Linked DNA regions of Homo sapiens: region 2 is linked to region 1. A link is a contact called in ENCODE Hi-C or POLR2A ChIA-PET data. All regions are on one chromosome and are shown on one strand. Each heading gives the region's core, a stretch centred on a gene start or an enhancer-like site at or near the end of the contact. The rest is flanking DNA. Distances are from core to core; before and after follow the strand shown. Region 1 overlaps TECPR2 (tectonin beta-propeller repeat containing 2). Region 2 overlaps TECPR2 (tectonin beta-propeller repeat containing 2).

Evidence for each region. Hi-C counts contacts between places; a loop is a spot of excess contacts on that map. ChIA-PET counts read pairs that join two places held with the same protein, here RNA polymerase II (POLR2A). Pooled maps may share reads with other maps.
Region 2: POLR2A ChIA-PET joins it to region 1 with 10 read pairs in OCI-LY7. The contact joins two enhancer-like sites. A Hi-C loop is called at or near these places in 8 of 168 maps with a recorded cell type or tissue (PC-9, Right ventricle myocardium inferior, dorsolateral prefrontal cortex and 4 more) and 7 of 50 pooled maps. POLR2A ChIA-PET finds 5 or more read pairs at or near these places in 8 of 52 experiments (HCT116, HEK293, HepG2 and 4 more).

What each region holds. Positions count from the first base shown.
Region 1 is chr14:102,447,748-102,453,112 of GRCh38, reverse strand. TECPR2 (tectonin beta-propeller repeat containing 2) reads right to left here. Exons shown (of 20, transcript NM_014844.5): 14 at 3,244-3,484; 15 at 2,464-2,553; 16 at 486-719. Among named protein-coding and RNA genes, the nearest start is that of ANKRD9, 59 kb to the left of the region's middle. Within about 2 kb of position 2,017, at least 5 of the 41 ENCODE cell types and tissues checked have a DNase peak (open chromatin) inside an H3K27ac peak, as active enhancers do; they include gastrocnemius medialis and psoas muscle, where a contact is called at or near this core.
Region 2 is chr14:102,482,087-102,487,320 of GRCh38, reverse strand. The region is part of intron 17 of TECPR2 (tectonin beta-propeller repeat containing 2); the gene reads right to left. Among named protein-coding and RNA genes, the nearest start is that of ANKRD9, 25 kb to the left of the region's middle. Within about 2 kb of position 1,399, at least 3 of the 41 ENCODE cell types and tissues checked have a DNase peak (open chromatin) inside an H3K27ac peak, as active enhancers do; they include gastrocnemius medialis and psoas muscle, where a contact is called at or near this core.

The DNA of each region.
Region 1 (5,365 bases), core at 768-3,267:
GTCCTCCTATATCTGGCTGAGCTGAAGGAGAGCTAGCACCTGTGTGCTGAGCCACTCTCCTCCGCCAGGTACTGTCCTGAGGAGATAGACAAACGTGGCACTGATCCTGTCATAGGGAACACCCATCTTTTCAGCTTTTCAGGTCATAAAGCTATGTTCCATATTCAGAAAGACTGACGGGGCAGCTGCATCACCAGTATCCTTCAAGCCGCTCGCAGCGAGTGGCCCCTTGACCTGAGGACGCACACCCTCCTCGGGTTCTGACAGCCCTGCAAACTCTAAGGGGCAGGGGAAGGGACAAAACCCAGAGCCTGTCTAGTCTGAAAGAGTGGCCAACTGAGCTCCTGAAATTCAGCAGCTTATAAACACCCCCTCAGAACTCTCACAGGTTGGACACAGGCCGGGCAGTTTTGTCCGACATCACGTTGTGATGCCGGTTTAGGGCAGTCAGGGCACCGGCAGGTGTACTCACGAGGTGGCCGTACCTAGCTGGGAGAGGTCCAGCCTGGTCCAGTGCATGCCCGTGGGGCAGCTCTTGGAGAGCGTCCTGATGAACACCTGGCCGAGGCTGTCCAGCGCCCACAGCGCATCCTGGCAGGCGGCATAGGCGCGCATCTCGGCTTCGGGAGGCAGCTGCACCGTGGAGGGCCGCGACTGTGCGCTCTGGGCGCTGACGCTGCACAGGTCCTTGCTGCTCTGGCACAGCCACAGGAAGCTTCCTGCAGAAAGGGGTCATGTTTGTCATCGAGGTGTTGTCTGCACCAAGCCGCCTGCCCTAAATGCACAAGGCAGCCTTTGCCTTTCAGCAGACGCTAGCCACCTGGCCACAGATGCCAGCTCACTCACCTGCCCATTCCCACACGGGCAGGAGCGGTGTAGCACTTTAAGGTAGAAGGCAGAGGGAAACACCGTGACTAACAAGAAACACGCCTGAGATGTTGGAAAGAAATGGAAAGAAGGCAAGGCTTAGGAGATTTTATGAAGGCCATAATGTTGGCTTAGTGGCTTTGACCTCCCATTTTTCATGGGCTGAGAAGTTTTTCACTTGAACAAAGGCACCAAAGCATTTTTAATGTAGAAAGTTAATTTTACCAAGAGGAGAAGACTATCAACTCGGTGCCCTGGAGGGAGGGAGGGTTGGCAGTTCCTAGGAAGGATGGCGCCATGGTGCTCTCCCGGACCTTCTGGGGATGGGGCCGGGGGGTGGGGCAGCTGCTGGAGAAGGCTTAGGAAGCTGGAAGTGCTTCTCTTCCCACCCTTGCCTCAAAATCATGTCCTTTCATTCCCTACAGCATTTTAAAAAAGTCCTTTAGGTTTAACAGATTCTGTTTAAAATGCAAATAATCCTTAGGGCAGTTAAAATCTTGGTCACAGTACGTTATATGAAGTATTATCTACAACTTGTGGCCACGTTTTGGAATTCAAACTTTTTCTGGATTTTTGAAAACCTAAGCTAATGGGTATGCCAGAGGTTTACAAAACAACCACGGAGGGGCCAGGCGCTCCCCGGTGAAGTGCGGTAACATCCCTGCAACATGGATGCGGTCACAGCCAACAGATCAACCAAGGCTGGAGGCAGCTATGTGAGATCCGGTCAGGTTTTGCTGCCAAATTAATTTATGCCAGACTCAAGAAATAACATTGTTTTCAGAGATTTCTGGGTTCCAGAACTGTGGTCCGAACAATCTGGTGAGTAAGAAGTTATTGTACTGACCCAGTCACCTGCATCCTAGTGGGACTAATGGTTTGAACTAAGCAAACGATTCCCTCTTCACCACAGATTTCACAGCATCTTTGCATTTCATCCTCAGGCAATCCTGGGAGGAGGTACAGCTACTTCCCAGAGAGGTCGCCTGACTGCCGGGGCTCCCAGCTAAGCGGGTGGGGGAAGTGCCCCTCCCGGCCGCAGATGCCAGCTCCCTCACCCTCTGGTGCCCTGGCTCCCTCACAAACCCTGTACTCCGCAGGGACACTGAGTTCTGCCCAGAATGTGGTTGGCAGGAGCACCCCGCTGCAGGGCAGGTCTGCCTAATGCGGTGCAAATGTCGGACTTAGGTTATCCGGAGGCTGTGAACAAGACGGAAGGAAGTTGCTGGGAGGTGACAGAAGGATTCTCGAGGGGAGATGGGAAGGTGCCCAAAGAAGCTGTGGCCCCTGCCATGTGCCACTGGAAGTCACCAGCTGCCAGCCCCGGTGGCTGCACTGTGTGAGCCCCTCCTTCAGAAGGACACTTTCCCTCATCTTCACCACGCTCGGTCCCTCTCAGAGGCTCTCCTGGTCAGGCCTATCCCGATTCAGGGCCCTCGGCTCAGCTAACAAGGGCTACTGGCCTCTGACACCCTCACGTGGTCAGTCTCCGAGGCATGCCCCATAACCAACAAGGCCACAGTCCGACTGTGGTTTGAACCTTTCCAATGGCCAAGCTGTGCTCTAGATTCTTCAGTGAGGCTAAGACTGACCCACCTTCCTTCGTGGGAGCTGCAGAAGCCAACACAAAGGCCCATTTTGTAGCAGAAGCTGTCCCACGGGGAACCACATGATTCCAGTAGGTGCCTGGAAAGAGTAAATAGGAAGAATGTGTTAAAGAAAGAAAGCATAGACAAAACCACTTCAGATCTTAGTTCTGGACGACAGCTGGCCTTCAAACCCTTTCTCCAGATAATTCTAGAGTGTCCCTAAATAAAGCGACATGAGCAATCACAGCCTAACATTCATCTCCCTCTGAATACTGCCAGGCAGAGCCACACCCAGTCCAGGGTCGTGGAGGCCATGCAGCAGGGAGAGGGCTGGAGAAAAGCAAGGGGTTCACTCACAGAAACAAACCCCAGGATGTGTAGACTGGCATCTACATTCACAGACCTGGCCAGAGCCTTGCATTTCCAACAGTGGCGATCACCTTCCCTCCAGGAAGTGGACCATTCTCTCTCACTAGGTTTGGGTGGATTTTTTCATTTAAAATGTGAAATTGTTAACATAAAAATGACCTCCATTTGCTTTTCTTATGTCATAAAAGGTTTCCAGGGGAAACACTATCCAGACACAGGGATACGAGTTTTAGGAATGACAGATTTTTTAAAAAGGAGAGAAACTGATCACAAAGCATAGAGTGCCTCCACTAGACACTTCATACCACTGGCACTAAATTATCTTTTCAAGTTGAGATCTTAAAGCTTTTCTTTAAATGTTGGCTTTAAAGTGAGGCTGCCTATAAAGCCAGTGTGAAAATTACAGCAATTCACCCACCTATGAGACTTCCCTTAGCGACGTGGAATTCATTCTTGCCCGAGGAGATCCAGACACCGCTGTTATTGACCCCGAGAAGGCTTGGCTGGCACTGAAGCTGCTGGGACCAAAACGCCATGCGCAGCTTATCTGCCACCTTTTCTACGGGGGCTTGGGCTGCTGTGGCCACCGAGTGAGTGGCATGGATTATCGTCTGAAATAAGCTGCACTGGTCAAACACCACATAGTCCGTGATGCTCACCTGGAAGGAGGAGACAAGCAAAAGCCCTGCTGTCAGAGCAGTTACAAGTGTAGACTCTCTGCCTTGAGGGAAGGTTCTAGCTCAGGTCCACACCTCTGCATTTCTAGTAACAAGATGACCATCCAAACACAAATGTGCACGTGTGCGCTTGTGAAAGGACCAAAAAAATGTGGCAGGATGCCATCAAACTGCTAATGCTAACTCCAGCTCCTTCGTAGGGTTGGATTTAAAGGTATGGAAGAATATATTCACATTTTATATACTTTTATACAACATGGATCTGTTACAAGCATGTATTACTTTTGTGATTATCACCCCCTCACACCCCTTCTAAGAAGACTTTCATTCTAATCAGAGTGAGAAAGAATAATTTTGCCATCTTTTCTGAGACAGTCTTGCTCTGGCATCCAGGCTGGAATGCAGTGGCACAATCATACTCAGCCTTGACTTCCAGGATCAAGCAATCCTCCCACCTCAGCCTCCCAAATACAGGCGAATGCTACTACATGTAGCCAATTTTTAAATTTTTTGTAGAGACAGGTCTCCCTGTGTTGCCCAGGGCTGGTCTTGAACTTCTGGGCTCAAGTGATCTCCCTGCCTTGGCCTCCCAAAGTGTTGGGATTACTGGCATGAACCACTATGCCCAGCTTTAATTTTGCTTTTAAATCAGGTATTTCCAATGGACAACAGTATACGGTACTTAGAAACATAATATGCATCTAAAAAGGTATCACAAGTAGAGTGATGAACTTTTTTTTTTTTGAGACATAGTCTTGCCCTGCCACCCAGGCTGGAGTGCAGTGGTGCAATTTTGGCTCACCGCAACCTCTGCCTCCTGGGTTCAAGAGATTCTCGTGCCTCAGCCTCCCGAGTAGCTGGGACTACAGGCGCACGCCACAACAGCCGGCTAATTTTTTATATTTTTAGTAAAGATGGGGTTTCACCATGTTGGCCAGGCTGGTCTTGAACTCCTGACCTCAGGTGATCCGCCCGCCCAGGCCTCCCAAAGTGCTGGGATTACAGGTGTGAGCCACCATGCAAGGCTGTGATGAACTAATTTATGATCTGAATTGGGACTACTAATAATTACTCCAGGGCAAGAGCATCAACTAGGACCATCCTGGGTATCTAGACTCTAACCCTAGCTCAGAAGGGTAGCTTGCTTCTATAACATTCCTGAAAAGCATTCATATACCTCAGACATTTCTCCAACCACCCCTCCCTGCAGGAAGCTCTTCTCTTCTTGGGCAGCTTGATATAAGGCAAATTCTTTATGAGTGAAAATCTGATTCTCCATGATGTTCACTCACATTTCTGCCCTGCTGGGTTTGATTACATAAAACATCACTGGCATAAATGCCCTACTCCTGGTCGGGCACAGTGGCTCACGCCTGTAATCCCAGCACTTTGGGAGGCCAAGGCAGGTGGATTACTTGAGGTCAGGAGTTCCAGACCAGCCTGCCAACATGGTGAAACCCTGTCTCTACAAAAATACATATATGTATATTTTTACATGTATATGTATATATATGGTTACAAGTACACAAAAGGTATTTTAAAATCATTTGCATGACTATCAAATATTACCTAGTATATAAATTAGATACATCTGTATATAATGTACATATTATATAGAATACATATTTTATCAAAGAGTAAACACAACTCATTTTTCTACATTCTCATCTGAAAGACCTCAGAGCAGTCAATGCAAGACAAGCCTTCAACAAAGCAAGTCTGAGGTGACAATAAAACATAAACCAATGGGGCAAGATACTTCAGAAACATCAAATACTGGCCGGGCGCGGTGGTTCACGCCTATAATCCCAGCACTTTGGGAGGCTGAGGCAGGCAGATCACAAGGTCAAGACATTGAGACCA
Region 2 (5,234 bases), core at 150-2,649, 35 kb before region 1:
GGACTTATCAGAACTTGGAAGAAATTCAGCAGGAATGTTTCAGGAATACCAGGGTGGACCGAGGGTTTTTGAAGCGGCAGCACAAATGCCCCAGGAAAGACGCCTCTGGAAATAATCCTAACCCAAACAAACCACGGTTATCCAGGCGGCCATTTGTGCTTTCCACACTGCCTTTTCTTTTCCCTCCAAGTCTCTCTCCCTCCCTGTTTTAACCTTGAATCCCCGTAAAGACTGACACATGCTGAGCTTTACTTTCCCTCAAGGATTCATGGTGCTGCTGTGTGTCTGTCCGTCTATCCGTGCAGCCTCAGGGGGCGCTGAGGCGTGTGGGTTGGTTGGGCCATTTGTCACATGGCCCCGTGGTAGCTGTACTTTCTGACTTCTGTTTGGTCTTTCTAGTTCTTTTTTCCCTGTAGCAGACCCTCTTCCTGCTTCTGGTCTATTCTTCCCAATTTCAGATGGGCTTAAAAACCCGATACCCATGTTAATAGGTCTAGAATTAAATTAAAGGTAAATTCTCAGAGCCAGGGCTGACACACTAGGAGGACCTCCTCTTCGTGGTCTGTGTCCTTAGCTGGAGGAGCCGGGGACCATGATCTCTGAGGCTCCTCGAGACTCTGACCGTGGTACGAGGTGGGTATGGCTGCCCGGGGCCTGCTGTGCTGAGCTCTCTCTCTGTCCTCACTGGCCCGAAGACCAGCAGTTTTCCAGCAGCGCCTGTGGGGCCCTGGCCTTGCAGAGGTGCCTCAGGGCCCCTGTGGAAGGGGCAGTTTCATGGGACCAGTTTTGCTGTTACTTGTTGAACACATCTGGCTTATGTACAAGATTTTATTTAAGGCTGGACAGCTGGGAGTGTTTTTTGTATTTTGTACACACACCTGTAGTCCCAGGTACTCAGGAGGATGAGGTAAGAGGATCACTTGAGCCCAGGAGGTTGAGGTTACAGTGAACTGAGATTGTGTCACTGCACTCCAGCGTGGGTGACGGAACAAGAGCCTAACTCAAAAAAATTTTTTTTTAATTTGAAGAATGGGTCCCACTGCTAAAAAACATTTGGAAACTTCTGGCCCAGCAGAGCAGGGCTCCAGACAGAAACAGGCTCCACTGCTGCTCTCTTCTGGCCTGTCAGAGGCCTCTCCCTCTCCGTGGTGGGTCCTTCTGCACTGACTCCAGTTACTGCTGGGCCTCTACATCTGGTCTGAGGTGTGACCTCAGAATCCAGCAAGAAGCTGCATCTGCTAATTGTAGGGGGTGCGCTAAAGAAAACGCTCAGAAGCAGGTTTCCTGGGTGCCTGTCACATTCTGTCCTTCCTGAGCAGGGGCTGGTGGAGCCAACTGGCCACTCTTCCTGTCTACCCTCCAGACCTTGTCACTGATACCAGCCCAACGACTGCGCCATGGCTAGCACCAGGACTCAAATATTGCTGTGAGACAAGAAGAGCAGAAGCTGGACCCAGTGGCACACACCCTGGTCTCTGATAGCTCATCGCCCTGCTCTGTGGCTGACTCTACAGACAGGCTCGGGGAAGCACCTTCTGGATGAGTGCAGCCCAGAGGGAGAGGTCCCTAAAGATGATCTCTGGGCTCTGCTCCTCTAGGGTCATGGCAAGCATCGCGAGGGGCTCCCCTTCCTGCCGCTCATGGTTTTACTGGGGGCACACGCAGGGCAGGCTGGGACAAGCTTCCCTAGGTCGTTGTTTAAACTACTGGGTCATAAGTTGTTAAAGCACGATGAGGGGACTGCTGCAGGACCCAGGGCACCCCGTTAGAACCCTGTGGTCTACTTCTAGGTATCATGGCCTTCCAGAATGAGAGAAAAGACTTAGAGTTCAATATGGTGAAGAGGGGTAATAGTTCCTAGAAGCAAGTTTTGAAGAAGAGAGCTCAAAAACAATAGATGTTTAAATGGAGGTATAGGAAAAAAAGGCAACATGGAAAAAATTAAAGGAAGTGGCAAAAAACAATTTAGTTTCTCTCAAAGGGAGCTGGTTCCATCCCACACCATTAGACAGCAGTTTGGGGAGGTTTCATACCTTCATTTGCAGGCAGCATAGTTGTGCTGACGGAACAACTTACAGTGTAACAGGCAGCCCCACCAGCACCTAAATACCACTCAAAGATGTTCAGAGGCTTAGAGGAAAATAGTGGCTATACTCTGAAGACTGTGATACCAGAACCGTGGAGGTGAAGGGGATGAGCTGCACCATGGTGCTCAGCGCTGGGTATGTGCAAGAGTCACCTGCAGGGCGCTGAAGAAGCCAGAAGCTTCTGGGCAGTGATGATAATGAGCACACAATTACTCTTTCACTCCCTTCTCAAGCACCACTACCATGAGAGGGAATGGGTTAAACAAAGAAAAACGGGGCGGGCGCAGTGGCTCGCGCCTGTAATCCCAGCACTTTGGGAAGCCGAGGCAGACCGGATCACCTGAGGCCAGGAGTTCGAGACCAGCCTGACTAACATGGCGAAACCCTGTCTCTACCAAAAATACAAAAATTAGCCAGGCATGGTGGCATGCGCCTGTAATCCCAGCTACTCGGGAGGCTGAGGCAGAGAATTGCTTGAACACAGGAGGGGGAGGCTGCAGTGAGCTGAGATCGGGCCACTGCACTCCAGCCTGGGTGACAAAGCAAGACTCCATCTCAAAGAAAAAAGGTTCAAATCTCCTAAGGACAGAGAGAATGAGGGGAGGAAGCAGCCATACAATTCTGGAAGCTGGAAAGTGGGGGATGCATGGCAAGGACTCAGCGGGCCCTGGAAGGCTAAAAGCAACGACTCCCCACCCAGCAGCCCAGCCAGATTGCTGTCAGAGACCCGCGGGGCCCACAGGCTCCATGCATGTGCTCAGGGCTTCCAGTCAGCCTTGCTGGGCCTCACTCTTCCAACCAGGGGACTGCCAACATCTGAAGAAAGCCTCTGCCATGTAAAAGGCGAACTAGACAGAAAACACACAACTTGGGACATACAAAGACCAGGCAGGGAGAAGAAACTTCCAAAACATCCTTAGGGAGATGAGAGAAGACTGACTCTACAGCCATCAAACAACAACAGGAACTTTCAGAAATTAAACATGTGATCATGGAAATAATCTGACAGAGGGTTGGAGAAATAAGGTTGAGAATGTCTTCTAGAAAGCAGGATAAAAGCATAAAAAGACAGAAACAGGAGAGAAAGGAAAAGTGGAGGCCAGCTTAGAAAGTCCACAATACAAAAGGAAGCCTCCAGGCTGGGCACAGTAGCTAATGCCTGTAATCCCAGCACTTTGGGAGGCCAAGGCAGGTGGATCACCTGAGGTCAGGAGTTCGAAACCAGCCTGGCAAACATGGTGAAACCTTGTCTCTACTGAAAATATAAGAATCAGCCAGGCATGGTGGCAGGTGCCTATAATCCCAGCTACGTGGGAGGCTGAGGCAGGAGAATCGCTTGAACCCGGGGGGCAGAGGCTGTAGTGAGCCCAGATTGCGCCACTGCACTCCAGCCTGGGCAACAAGGGCAAAAACACCAACTCAAAAAAAAAAAAAAAAAAAAAGAAAAGGAAAAGGAGGCCTTCAGCCAGAGCAGACAGAAAACAGGAGGGGTGCCAGGTGCAGTTGCTCATGCCTGGAATCCAGCACTTTGGGAGGCCAAGGTGGCAGGATTGCTGGAGCCCAGGAGTTCAAAAGCAGCCTGGGCAATATAGTGAGACTCCATCTCTACAAAAAATAATAAAAAAATTAGCTGAACATGGTGCATATGCCTGTGGTCCCAGCTACTTGGGAGGCTGTGGTGGGAGGATTGCTTGAGCCCAGAAGTTTAAAGCTACAATGAGCTGTGATTGCGCCATTGTGCTCCAGCCTGGGTGACAGAGTGAGAGACCGTCTCAAAAACAAAACAAAACAAAACAAAACCCCACAACAACAAAAAACCCTACAACAACAACAACAACACACAAAAACATAACAACAAAAAAAGGAAAACAAGAGAGGCGGGGCAGAAGAGGACCCCAGCAGAGGACCCAGACACCCACCAGCACATAGGCTGCAACCACCTGGCTGCAAGGATGAACACAGCCCTCACCAAGGCATACCACTATGTATCTGTTCTTATAACACTAGGAACAAAGAGACCTTACAAACTTTCAGAAAGAAAAACAGGTCAAGTATCAAGGATCAGGTGTTAGAACGGCTTCTGGGCCGGGCGAGGTGGCTCACGCCTGTAATTCCAGCACTTTGAGAGGCCGAGACGGGCAGATCATAAGGTCAGGAGATCGAGACCATCCTGGCTAACACGGTGAAACCCCATCTCTACTAAAAATACAAAAAAAAAAAAAATTAGCCAGGCGTGGTAGCGGGCGCCTGTAGTCCCAGCTACTCGGGAGGCTGAGGCAGGAGAATGGCGTGAACCTGGGAGGCAGAGCTTGCAGTGAGCCGAGATCATGCCACTGCACTCCAGCCTGGGCGACAGAGCGAGACTCCGTCTCAAAAAAAAAAAAAAAAAAAAAAAGAAAGGCTTCTGGCTTCTCAGTAGCAATCCTGGAAGCCGAGAGACAATGGAGAAAGACCCTCAAAATCCTAAAGGAAAATGGTTTCCAACCTAGACTGCTATATCCAGCAAGGTCAAGGGTGAACACAGATGAAAGACTTTTCAGACATGCAATACCTCCAAAAAGTCACCAACCATGAACCCTTCCTTGGGAACCGACTGGAAGATAAACTCCACCCAAACAAACACAGACACAGAGAGAGGAAGACCCGGGATCCGGGAGAAAGGGGCTCTAACATGAGGGGAGGTCAAAGGTGACGCTAGGACAACAGCTGGGTCCCGGGTAGAGAGAGGAACGAGGCCAGACTGGAGCTGGCCAAGAGGGTGCAGGAGAGATCTCTGCAGGGGGAAGAAATGGAGAGGACACATTCCTAATGTGTGAGACAACTGGCAGAGAGTTTGGGATTGAATGTGTGGAACTGCACTTAGAAAACTAGATGAGCAGGCTGGGTGTAGTGGCTCATGCCTGTAATCCCAGCACTTTGGGAGGCCAAGGCAGGTGGCTCACCTGAGGTCAGGAGTTTGAGACCAGGCTGGCCAATGTGGTGAAACCCTGTCTCTATTAAAAATACAAAAAATTAGCTGGGTGTGGTGGCACACGCCTGTTAAGCCCAGCTACTCGGGAGGCTGAGGCAGAAGAATCACTTGGACCCAGGAGTTGGAGGTTGCAGTGAGCAGAGATTGATCGCACCATTGCACGCCAGCCTGGGCAA